Linked DNA regions of Homo sapiens: region 1 is linked to region 2. A link is a contact called in ENCODE Hi-C or POLR2A ChIA-PET data. All regions are on one chromosome and are shown on one strand. Each heading gives the region's core, a stretch centred on a gene start or an enhancer-like site at or near the end of the contact. The rest is flanking DNA. Distances are from core to core; before and after follow the strand shown.

Region 1 (5,691 bases), core at 776-3,275, 210 kb after region 2:
GAGTGAGCCACCACGCCCGGCCTTCAACGAATTCTTAAATTCTTTTTTTTGAGACAGAGTCTCACTCTGTCGCCCAGGCTGGAGTGCAGTGGCGCGATCTCTGCTCACTGCAACATCCACCTCCTGGGTTCAAGCAATTCTCATGCCTCAGCCTCCTGAGCAGCTGGTATTACAGGCGCCCGCCACCACGCCGGGCTAATTTTTGTATTTTTAGTAGAGATGGGGTTTCGCCATGTTGGCCAGGCTGGTCTTGAATTCCTGAACCTGGGGGCGGAGGCTGCAGTGAGCTGAGATCATGCCACTGCACTCCAGCCTGAGCGACAGAATGAGACACAGTCTAAAAAAACAGGAAAAAAAAAAAGAGAGAAGGAAGGGCTAAGGACCTAATTACACTTCTTCAGCATTGACACCAAGCCCTTTAATTCATCTGTCCATCCAACCCCTCCTCACTGTAGTGTCAGCCCAAGGATCATGTGGTTGCAGCTTAACTCACCAGGGCCTCTCTTATCCCAGCCACAGATCATGGTGCCCATGGACAGCCCCATGCCTTTGTACTGATACACCATGTTGGCAAGCAGTTTGGAGGCAGCTGCTACAGAGATGCGTTCCTTATTTCGAAGCTCATAGATTCGACATTGCCGAGCCAACAGCCGTTCCCAGAAGCTGCAATCCGCTGCGCCCCCAGCCATGGTGCCTAGCAGGTATGGGTTGATCTCTATCACCTTCTTCACCGTCTGGGAGGCAATGTAAGCACCCGCTGTAGCCCTGGAGTCAGCTGCAACTATGACTCCATGGCGGAACTGTTAAGATCAGAGGAAAACACAAAACAGGCCACATAAGACCACAAAAACACTCCTACATACTTCTTTTTGCATCAATCCAAACCCAGCACATCTCTTTCTCCGTCCTTTTATACTTCACAGTATACTTCTATACTTCACCATATATTAATGTCACCCGAGCTTCACATCAATCCCTTGACATGGATATAACCCATATTAAATTCATTTTATAGGATGGGCGTGGTGGCTCACTCCTGTAACCCAGGCATTTTGGGAGACCAAGGCGGGAGGACCGCTTGAGGCCAGGTGCTGGAGACCAGCCTGGGCAACACAGGGAGATCCATCTCTACAAAAAGTAAAAAAACTTAGCCTGTCGTGGTGGTGTGTGCCTATAGTGTCAGCTACTCTGGAGGCTGAGGCGCTGGAGCCACTGCACTCCAGCCTGAGCGACAGCGAAAAGCCCTGTTTCAAAAAAAAAAAAAAAACAAATCATTTTATAGATGAGGAAACAGGTTCAATGAAATCAAATGATTTCTCAATCTAGAGCTAGTTATTGCAGAGCTGGGCAAGGAACCCCAAATGTCTGATTCTTAGTACAATGCTTACCCTCACCACGCTTCCCCTTCATGCCAGTTTCAGTTACCCCTGCCTTGAGGGGCCGCCCAGTTTCCAAAACTTTGGTAAACGTTTACAATAGCCTTCCCTCGGCCAAGATTCATTGTTGTTGCGGCCTTTCCCAGCTAGAAGATCCTGAACAGCAGCAACCTGGGGTCGCCTAGGAATCAACCCAAGAGGCCTCACCTTCCTCCCCCGACTTACCCCCGGCCCCACCGCCACCCTTTCCAACCAGAGCAAAGACAGGGGCCTCCTGGGCCAATGAGACAGCAAAACTGCTGCGGTCCGAACGAGAGGACCCAGCCTCCGCCTGGGTTGGTGGCCAAGGCCACCGCAAACTCCGGTCAGGCTGGGAGGCCAGGCAAGTCGCGGGCGTTCAGTACTCAGCCTGGCAAGGGGGCTGGCTCCACACCTTGAAGGCCAGGGTGGTTGTTCCATGAAGCATTTCGATTCCTGGCTCTTCTGGGACACCCCAGCCTGGCGCGGCCAGGCTCAGACCATCACTGAGACTCCCTGGACCTAGATCCAGCAGATCTGCACGACCCCCAAGTCCGAAAAACCCGCGCTGGTTCACCGGTAGCGGTCTCTCCAACACGCTGGCAAGCGCCATGTCTAGTGTGGGCAGAAAGAACTAATTCTGAGAACGCCTAGCAAAGATAGGCCGGGCAACGCCTCGCCGTCACAGCTTCACTTCCTATTAAATCTATTCCGGAATGGAGCCATTTTGACTGCTGGCAAGCACGCCTCCAAAAAGAAGAGCCAGATGCGAAAGACCATTTTCACTGAAGGGGGTCGGGGAAATAGATGGCTTCACTAACCTTAAATTCTAAAAGGACGTACCTGCCATCTTGGCTTTGGTCATGCAAGTAGTCCTGGATCAGAATAACCTCAAAATCACAGGAAGTGACTGAAAACGTCCATGTTGCGTAAGGGAAGTGAGGTCGGCCATCTTTGAGAAGGGCGTGACTGGTTGAAAATCGGTTCTGAACCCTTAGCGGTGAGTCCTCCCACTCCAGCCTGGTGTCCAAGCAACAGGTTACATCGCTGCTGCTTCAGCACCTTGTTAACGCGCCTGAGGTTGCCATCTTGTTTAAGGGCACCTTCTAAAATTGGGTAAAATAATGATCCATTCTGAGGCCATTTCCCTATATTAGTTAAACCACAGCAATTAGTGGTAAAACAACGCAACAAAATAAAAGTGCTATACCTCTTGTTGTCAGTCGCCATACAGCAACCCTTCTTTAACAGTAACCGGTTATTAATATCCAATATTCGTTCTCTTGACTCCTACCTTCTGGTGGAAATTCGAATAAGTAATGAATTGCCTAAAAGGCAGATGGAAGAAGAAAAAGCAAAGGGTCCAGTTAATCCACAAACTAGATTCTCAGTTCAGACCTGAATAAGTGTCAGTAGTAATTTACCATCTCAGAGACGGGAGGACGGTTGAGACTGCATAAATATGTACCAAGAGATTCTCTAACTTCAACTTGCTAAGATGATGCCTTTTATTCAGGAACATACTATATTTCATTGCCTCTTCCTCCCTCCACCCACCTTCATTTTTCAAATCTTTTGGGAACTATAACAAACCGGGAAGTGTGCATATGTATGAAATGTTGCCTCCTGCTTTATGGTTCTATGAAGTCAGTCTCTGGCCTTCCTTGTTGGATTCTAGCAGCAACATCTATCAACACCGAAATTCCACTTTCCTCTGATGCCCAGTTCGGCCCCATCTTTCCCCCAGCAGACTCTGCATATGCTGTATTGTTTTTGTTTGTTTGTTTGTTTGTTTTTTGAGACCAAGTCTTGCTGTGTCCCCCAGGCTGGAACACAGTGGCACGATCTCTGCTCACTGCAACCTCTGCTTCCCAGGTTCAAGCGATTCTCCTGCCTCAGCCTCCCGAGTAGCTGGGATTACAGGCGCCTGCCTCCACAACAGGCTAATTTGTGTGTGTGTGTGTGTGTGTGTGTGTGTGTGTGTGTGTGTGTGTGTTTAGTAGAGACGGGGTTTCACCGTGTTAGCCAGGATGGTCTTGATCTCCTGACCTCGTGATCCACCCACCTCGGCCTCCCAAAGTGCTGGGATTACAGGCATGAGCCACCGTGCCCGGCCTCACGCCTGGCTAATTTTTGTATTTTTAGTAGAGATGGGGTTTCACCATATTGGCCACGCTGGTCTCAAACTCTTGACCTCAGGTGATCCGCTTGTTAGCCAGGATGGTCTTGATCTCCTGACCTCGTGATCCACCCACCTCGGCCTCCCAAAGTGCTGGGATTACAGGCATGAGCCACCGTGCCCGGCCTCACGCCTGGCTAATTTTTGTATTTTTAGTAGAGATGGGGTTTCACCATATTGGCCACGCTGGTCTCAAACTCTTGACCTCAGGTGATCCGCTTGCCCCGGCCTCCCAAAGTGCTGGGATTACAGGTGTGAACCACTGCGCCTGGCCTATGCTGTATTTTTAATGCTGAAATTGGCAACCCTTTCCAAGCCCAATCATCAGAATAGAATTAAACAGGAGATCTTTGTGTTTCACACTTGGATGATGTGGAAAATGCGGAGTGCGTCTGTTTACTGAGCATATATTATTTTGCAGTCACCCCTGCAGTGCAACTAGTCTTTCTGCCTCCTTCCAGTGGTTTTTCACTCTGCCACTGATAGCATGTGTACCTCTCTTAAGGCCCTTTTACATTTTACCTGGTTAGAAATTACATTTATCTCCTACCGGATTGTGAGCTTTTAAATACAAGTACTTACTATTCATTTCTGTACCCACTGTATGCTTAATACATATTTGCCAAATGAACACCTGAAAGAATGACAGCAGTGGTCTTCTAGTCAAAAAGGCTTGAAGTCCTTGCTTATCTTTTACAGCTTTTTTCTTTCCTTCATATCCAGTTAGTTGCATGGTCCTGTTGATTATTTCCACTTCAGTGTTTCTCACATTCTTTTTCATTACAACTGATACCACCTTTGGCTTCTTATGTCCTCATTCTGGAATTGCTGAAATATTCTCCTTATTTTATTTTATTTTTTTGAGATGGAGTCTCGCTCTGTCGCCCAGGCTGGAGTGCAGTGGCGCAATATTGGCTCACTGCAACCTCTACCTCCTGGATTCAAGTGATTCTCCTGCCGTAGCCTCCCAAGTAGCTGGAACTACAGGTGTGTGCCACCATACCTGGATAATTTTTTTTTTTTTTGAGACGGAGTCTCGCTCTGTCACCCAGGCTGGAGTGCAGTGGCACAATCTTGGCTCACTGCAAGCTCCGCCTCCCGGGTTCACGCCATTCTCCTGCCTCAGCCTCCCGAGTAACTAGGACTACAGGCGCCCGCCACCATGCCCGCTAATTTTTGTTTTTTTTTGTATTTTTTAGTAGAGATGGGGTTTCACCATGTTAGCCAGGATGAATTGCCTGGATAATTTTTTTTTTTTTTGTATTTTAAGTAGAGATGGGATTTTGCCATATTGGCCAGGCTGGTCTTGAACTCCCAACCTCAGACGATCTGTCTGCCTCAGTCTTCCAAAGTGCTGGGATTACAGGTGTGAACCACCATGCCTGGCCTTCTCCTAACTGATTTATGGGTCTAAATTGTCACTCTCTAATTCATTCTGCACAGCATCAGATTCGTTTTCCTAAAACACCATTTTTTTTTTTAATTGAGTTTTGCTATTGTCGCCCAGGCTGGAGTGCAGTGGCACGATCTCTGCTCACTGCAACCTCTGCCTCCCAGGTTCAAGCAATTCTCCTGCGTCAGCCTCCCGAGTAGCTGGGATTACAGGCGTGCGCCACCAGGCCCAGTTAATTTTTTTTCTTCTATTTTTAGTAGAGACAAGATTTTGCCATGTTGGGCGGGCTGGTCTTGAACTCCTGACCTCAGGTGATCTGCCCGCCACAGCCTCCCAAAGTGCTGGGATTACAGGCGTGAGCCGCTGCGCCCAGCCTAAAACATCATCTCGATCTTAACACTCACCTGCTTAAAAATGTTCTGTGGGCCAGGCGCGGTGGCTCACGCCTGTAATCCCAGCACTTTGGGAGGCCGAGGTGGGCGGATCACGAGGTCAGGAAATCAAGATCATCCTGACTAACACGGTGAAACCCTGTCACTACTAAAAATACAGAAAATTAGCCAGGCGTAGTGGCACCGCCTGTAGTCCTAGCTACTCTAGAGGCTGAGGCAGGAGAATTGCTTGAACCCGGGAGGCAGAGGTTACAGTGAGCAGAGATTGTGCCACTGCACTCCAGTCTGGGCGACAGAGTGAGACTCCGTCTCAAAAAAAAAAAAAAAAAAAAA
Region 2 (5,736 bases), core at 868-3,367:
AAGTTATTCTCCAGCCACCCGAGTAGTTGGGATTACAAGTGCATGCCACCACGACCGGCTAATTTTGTATTTTTAGTAGAGATGGGGTTTCACCATGTTGGCCAGGCTGGTCTCAAACTCCTGACCTCAAGTGATCCACCCGCCTTGTCCTCCCAAAGTGCTGTGATTACAGGCATGAGCCACCACGCCCAGCCAATAGGAGATTTTTTTTTTAAGGTCAAGGGCATCTCCACTCAGAATTCCTCTGTGCTTACCAAAATGTGAAACCCCAAAATTTGAGACAGGTCTCAGTTAATTTAAAAAGTTTATTTTGCCAAGGTTGGGGATGTGCCTGTGACACAGTCTCAGGAAGTCCTGAAGACATGTGCCCAAGGTGGTCCGGGCGTAGCTTGGTTTTATACATTTTAGGGAGACATGAAAATGTAAGAAGTCACATTAGTTCTGTCCAGAAAGGCAGAGACAGCTCAAAGCAAGGCCCCCTCACTGGGGGCCCCCAGGTCACATGTAGGTGAGAGACAGATGGTTGCATTATTTTGAGTTTCTGACAAGTCTTTCCAGAAGAGGTAGTCAGAATATGCATCTGTCTCTGTGAGTAGACAGATGACTTTGGATAGAATTGGAGGCAGATTTGCCCTGAGTGGTTCCCAGGTTCTCAGCTTGAAGAGGACCAAGATATTTTCCCTTCACACCTGGCAGACAGTTAATGGGCTCTTTTGTAGGAGTTTCAGGATTTATAAAGCACTTTCACTCACATTATCACTTTTAGATCGTTTTCACAAATGTAACATATTAAGCATTTTTAAAATTAAAAAATGAAGGATAAATGACTTCTCCAAGACAGTACTGAATAGCAAGTGATAAAAGGAGGGGAGTCGCCAATCAGGGTTTGCCACTTTCTAGTACCTACCTCACAGGGTTGTTGCAAGGATAATATTAAGCAATGTGCGGTGGTAGCACTTATAAAAATGGAATGTCACATCTTAGCTCCAATACAATACCCCTTTCTCAGGAAAGTCATCTTTGATGGTCTACTGTAGATCAAGTTCACACTATAAACTCACAAACAACATGTATTTCCTTTCCCAGCACTCAATGACAATATTCATGTATGTCATCATTTGATTGTCTGTTTTTTTTTTTTTAGTTGGAGTTTCACTCTTCTTGCCCAGACTGGAGTACAATGGCGCAATCTTGGATCACCACAACCTCTGCCTCCCGGGTTCAAGCAATTCTCCTGCCTCAGCCTCCCGAGTAGCTGGGATTACAGGCATGTGCCACCATGCCTGGCTAATTTTGTATTTTTAGTAGAGACAGGGTTTCTCCATGTTGGTCAGGCTGGTCTCGAACTCCCAACCTCAGGTGATCCGCCAGCCTCAGCCTCCCAAAGTGCTGGGATTACAAGTGTGAGCCACTGCACCTGGCCTGTCTTGTTTCTTTTATACCGAGAGCTCTATCAGGATATTGATGTCTGGTTTTGTTCTCCATAAAATCTACGCCTAATACAGCACTTATCACACAGAATTTTTTTTGAGACAAGGTCTCGCTCTGTTACCCAGACTGGAGTGCAGTGGCATGATCTCTGCTTACTGCAGCCTTCGGCCTCCCAGGCTCAAGCCATCCTCCCACCTCAGCCTCCCAAGTAGCTGGGACCACAGGCATGCGCCACCACACCCAGCTAATTTTTCATTTTTTTGTAGAGAGGGAGTTTCGCCATGTTGCCCAGGCTGGCCCAATTTCCGATTAACTCTAGATTTGATTACTTTTCTTAGTCTAGGAAAACTGTGTTACAGTGATGCGAGGATCTGTAGAATGACGTGGATGTTACCCCTGAGATCAAAGTTACTATTAATATCAATTTCAATGAACTAGAGACCGCTGTAGGGAGGTTGTGGGAACTGTTCAGAACGGCTTAATCTGGGAGGACACGACTTCCACTGAGAATGCATGCGCTGAACGACAATTCGTTTTCACCTCAAAAACCTGTACTGCAGTTTTGTCTCTCCTTCCGTACGATGACCCAAGATGGCGGAGCCGTGATTGAAAACCCAGATTCAAGATGGCGACTTCCTGCTTCCCCGATAGCGTCGCGCGTGGCCACCGAGGCCACGCCTACTTCCGGCTACCCCGGCTACTCCTGCTCAGCATGGCTGCTTTAGGGACTGTTCTCTTCAGTGAGTGGGTATAGATAGGGACCGTGGACTCGGGGGCCCTTTGGGGACGGGCACAGGACCCCTGATCCGGCTGCGCGGCCTCTCCCCCAACTCTGCTCTGTTCTCCCAGCAGGTGTCCGGAGGCTGCACTGCAGCGTAGCCGCTTGGGCGGGCGGCCAGTGGCGACTACAGTGAGTCCTGGGATGAGGGCACCTGGGGGACCAGAAGCTGGGCTAGGTCCTCACAGATCTGTTTTTCTCCACACAGGCAGGGACTGGCTGCCAACCCCTCCGGCTACGGGCCCCTTACCGAGCTCCCAGACTGGTCATATGCGGGTAAGCGCTGATCTGGCAGTTAACTCCACTGGGGAGATTTTCACCTAGAGGGAACGCCCCTGGACGGGGAGCTGGGGGTATCAAGGTGGGGGCGTGTAAAAGTGTTTAACTTTTTATTTGGAAAACGGAATTTGGGGAAAGAAACCCTCTTGTTTATTTTGTAGATTGCATTTCGACTAAGGAAGGTAAAGCTAAACAGGATCTTGGCTTGTGGAGATAAGCAGAAGATAATTCTGACTTGGGGCCGCCAGGGTGGAAGGGGGTGACAAGACTTCTGCGTTTTTCAAAGGGGGACATTTTTTTTTAACCAAGAACCACTTTTCTCTGTGGTTAGTGAATTTTCAGTATTTGGTACCAAATGCAGGGAGAGCTCTTTGAAAAGCTGCAGAAATAAGCGTCTCAGAGGGGTAGAAGGATGAAGACTATGGATGGCAGGCTCCCTTCAGAAAATTCTTTTACCTTTACTTACAAAAGAGAGAGGGAGGGAGAATAAATATTAGCCCTAGAAGGGAGAACCTTAGAGAAGTTGAAGCTACTCCCCATTCTCCTTATGAGACTCCAGTGTACAAGTAGGAAATTTGAGGCCTACAGAAGTGAATTGCACATGATCATACAGCTAGGTAGTAGCAAATCCAGGACTAGAACATAGGCCAGTCCTCCTTGACAACACAGAGATCTGAATATTTAATACCCTATTGTTGCTCTCTAGGGGTATGATCCTGCTTAATTGGATAATTGGTGACTGAGGAAGATGGTGAAGATTTTTTCTACTTGTTATTTACTGTAAGAAGCCTGGCATCTCCTTGTAGTAGTATGGACTATTGGAAAGACTCTGGAATTACATATGACTGCTTTTTTTTTTTTTTTTTTTTTTTTGAGATGGGGTCTTGCCCTGTCACCCAGGCTGAAGTGCAGTGGCATGATCATCGCTCACTGCAGCCTTGATCTCCTGGGCTCAAGCAGTCCTCCCACCTCAGCCCCCCAAGTAGGTGGGACCACAGGCACACACCACCATTCCTGGCTAATTTTTTTTTTTAACTTTTAGTAGAGACAGGCTCTTGCTATGTTGCCCAAGCTGGTCTTGTACTCCTTAGCTCAAGTGATCCACTTCAGCCTCCCAAAGTGCTGGGATTACAGGCATGAGCCACCACGCCCAGCCTATGGACCTTATTCTTAATCCAGGCTTCCCTTCTCGCTAAGTTTGTGGTCTTGGACAAATTACTTAATTTTATCTTAGTCTCAGTTTCCATATCTGTAAAAGAATACCTATCTCATGTGGTTCTTTTAAGGATAAAATGAAACAACCAATGTAAAGCATGTGGCATACACAATATTGGTTCCCCTTCCTGGTAAATAACACCTCTTCTCTGTCTTGCCTTCAAACTTTTGGGCAGAGTTTTCACTCTGTTTCTTTCTTTGCGGAAAGTAAACTACTTGGGTTAGATACTGCATCTTTTCAGCAAGTCAGCAGGTATTTATGGATTTTTATTAACATGCTTATGTGTCTACACTATACTGTGAATAGCAAAAGCTAGCAACACAGTCCCTGACCCAAAGAACTTAAAGTCTAACTGGGACAAAGCATGGACTTTTTAAAAATTAAGTAATAGTATTCAGGGCCATGCATCTACAGTTCCAGATACTCGGGAGGCTGAGGCAGGAGAATCGCTTAAGCCCAGGAGGCAGAGGTTGTAATAATCTGAGATCATGCCATTGCACTCCAGCCTGGGCGACGGAGCGAGACCTTGTCTCAAAAATAATAATAAATAATATTTCAATACTCTGCGCCTTTCCAAAAGGACCTGAGGTAGCTAAATAACACTTAAAAAAATAAAACAGAAGAGTACAGTAAATGTCCCAAGGCAAATAGGTGAATATTAAATATTCAGTACTTCTTTCAGAAGAGAAGGCTGATGGACTTGAAGAGATGAGCGTTTCTGGGAAAGTTAGGGTTTGAGTGGACCTAAGGATGAAGATTTGGCTGGAAGAAAAGGAAAAGAGGGCATTTCATTGTGGAGTGGGATGGAATTTAGCAAAGGTACATAGAACAACAGTGATCACATTGCTTAAGAGTTTCTGGTTTTTTTTGTTTTTTGTTTTTTTTGAGATGGAGTCAGGCTCTGTCGCCCAGGCTGGAGTGCAGTGGTGCGATCTTGGCTCACTGCAAGCTCAGCCTCCCGGGTTCAGGCCATTCTCATGCCTCAGCCTCCCTAGTAGTTGAGACTACAGGCGCCCACCACCACGCCCGGCTAATTTTTTGTATTTTTAGTAGAGACAGGGTTTCACCGTGTTAGCCAGGATGGTCTCAATCTCCTGACCTCGTGATCCGCCTGCCTCAGCCTCCCAAAGTGCTGGGATCACAGGTGTGAGCCACCACGCCTGGCCAAGAGTTTCTGAAGACAAAACAGTAGATTCAGCATTGCAGAGGACCTCAAATACAAGGCTAGTGAGAGTTCAGTGAAATAGAGTAGTAAATTAGCCGGGTGTGGTGGTGCGCACCTGTAATCCCAGTTACTCGGGAGGCTGAGGCAGGAGAATTGCTTGAACCTGGGAGGCGGAAGTTGCGGTGAGCTGAGATCATGCCATTGCACTCCAGCCTGGGCAACAAGAGCAAAAGTCTGTCTCAAAATAAAAAATAAAAAAGGCCGAGCACGGTGGCTCATGCTTGTAATCCCAGCACTTTGGGAGGCCGAGGCAGGTGGATCACGAGGTCAAGAGATCGAGACTATCCTGGCCAACTTGGTGAAATCCCGTCTCTACTAAAAATACAAAAATTAGCCAGGGATGGTGGCACGTGTTTGTAGTCCCAGCTACTCGGGAGTCTGAGGCAGGATAATCTCTTGAACCCGGGAGGCAGAGGTTGCAGTGAGCTGAGATTGCACCACTGCACTCCTACCTGGCAACAGAGCGAGACTGTCTCAAAAAATAATAAATAAATGAAATAAAATGAAATAGAGTAGTAATATGTCTAGGAGCTTATTCTGGGTTATCGTACCTCACCCTTGAAGATGATGGACATATTTTAGGATAATTAAGCTACAATGTATATGAAATGGAAGAGAGGAGCTAGAGATTGGTTCTTCCCTTATTCCTATCACAGTATTTGCACAAGGTGATGCAGTCCATCTCTAACACTTGACTTTTCTCTCACTTCTACTTGTAGATGGCCGCCCTGCTCCCCCAATGAAAGGCCAGCTTCGAAGAAAAGCTGAAAGGGAGACGTTTGCAGTGAGTGGTTAGAGCAACAGCCA

Evidence for each region. Hi-C counts contacts between places; a loop is a spot of excess contacts on that map. ChIA-PET counts read pairs that join two places held with the same protein, here RNA polymerase II (POLR2A). Pooled maps may share reads with other maps.
Region 1: a pooled map shows a loop between it and region 2 (16-fold over the local background). The contact joins the promoter of PSMB5 here to the promoter of MRPL52 in region 2. A Hi-C loop is called at or near these places in 10 of 50 pooled maps. POLR2A ChIA-PET finds 5 or more read pairs at or near these places in 2 of 52 experiments (PC-9 and WTC11).

What each region holds. Positions count from the first base shown.
Region 1 is chr14:23,032,875-23,038,565 of GRCh38, forward strand. PSMB5 (proteasome 20S subunit beta 5) reads right to left here and starts at 2,026. Exons shown (of 3, transcript NM_002797.5): 1 at 1,810-2,026; 2 at 494-800. The coding sequence starts at 2,007. RefSeq lists enhancers at 1,752-2,951, 1,752-2,421, 2,206-2,500.
Region 2 is chr14:22,827,770-22,833,505 of GRCh38, forward strand. MRPL52 (mitochondrial ribosomal protein L52) reads left to right here and starts at 2,118. Exons shown (of 5, transcript NM_180982.3): 1 at 2,118-2,171; 2 at 2,284-2,341; 3 at 2,418-2,485; 4 at 5,649-5,713. The coding sequence starts at 2,144. RefSeq lists an enhancer at 2,022-2,101.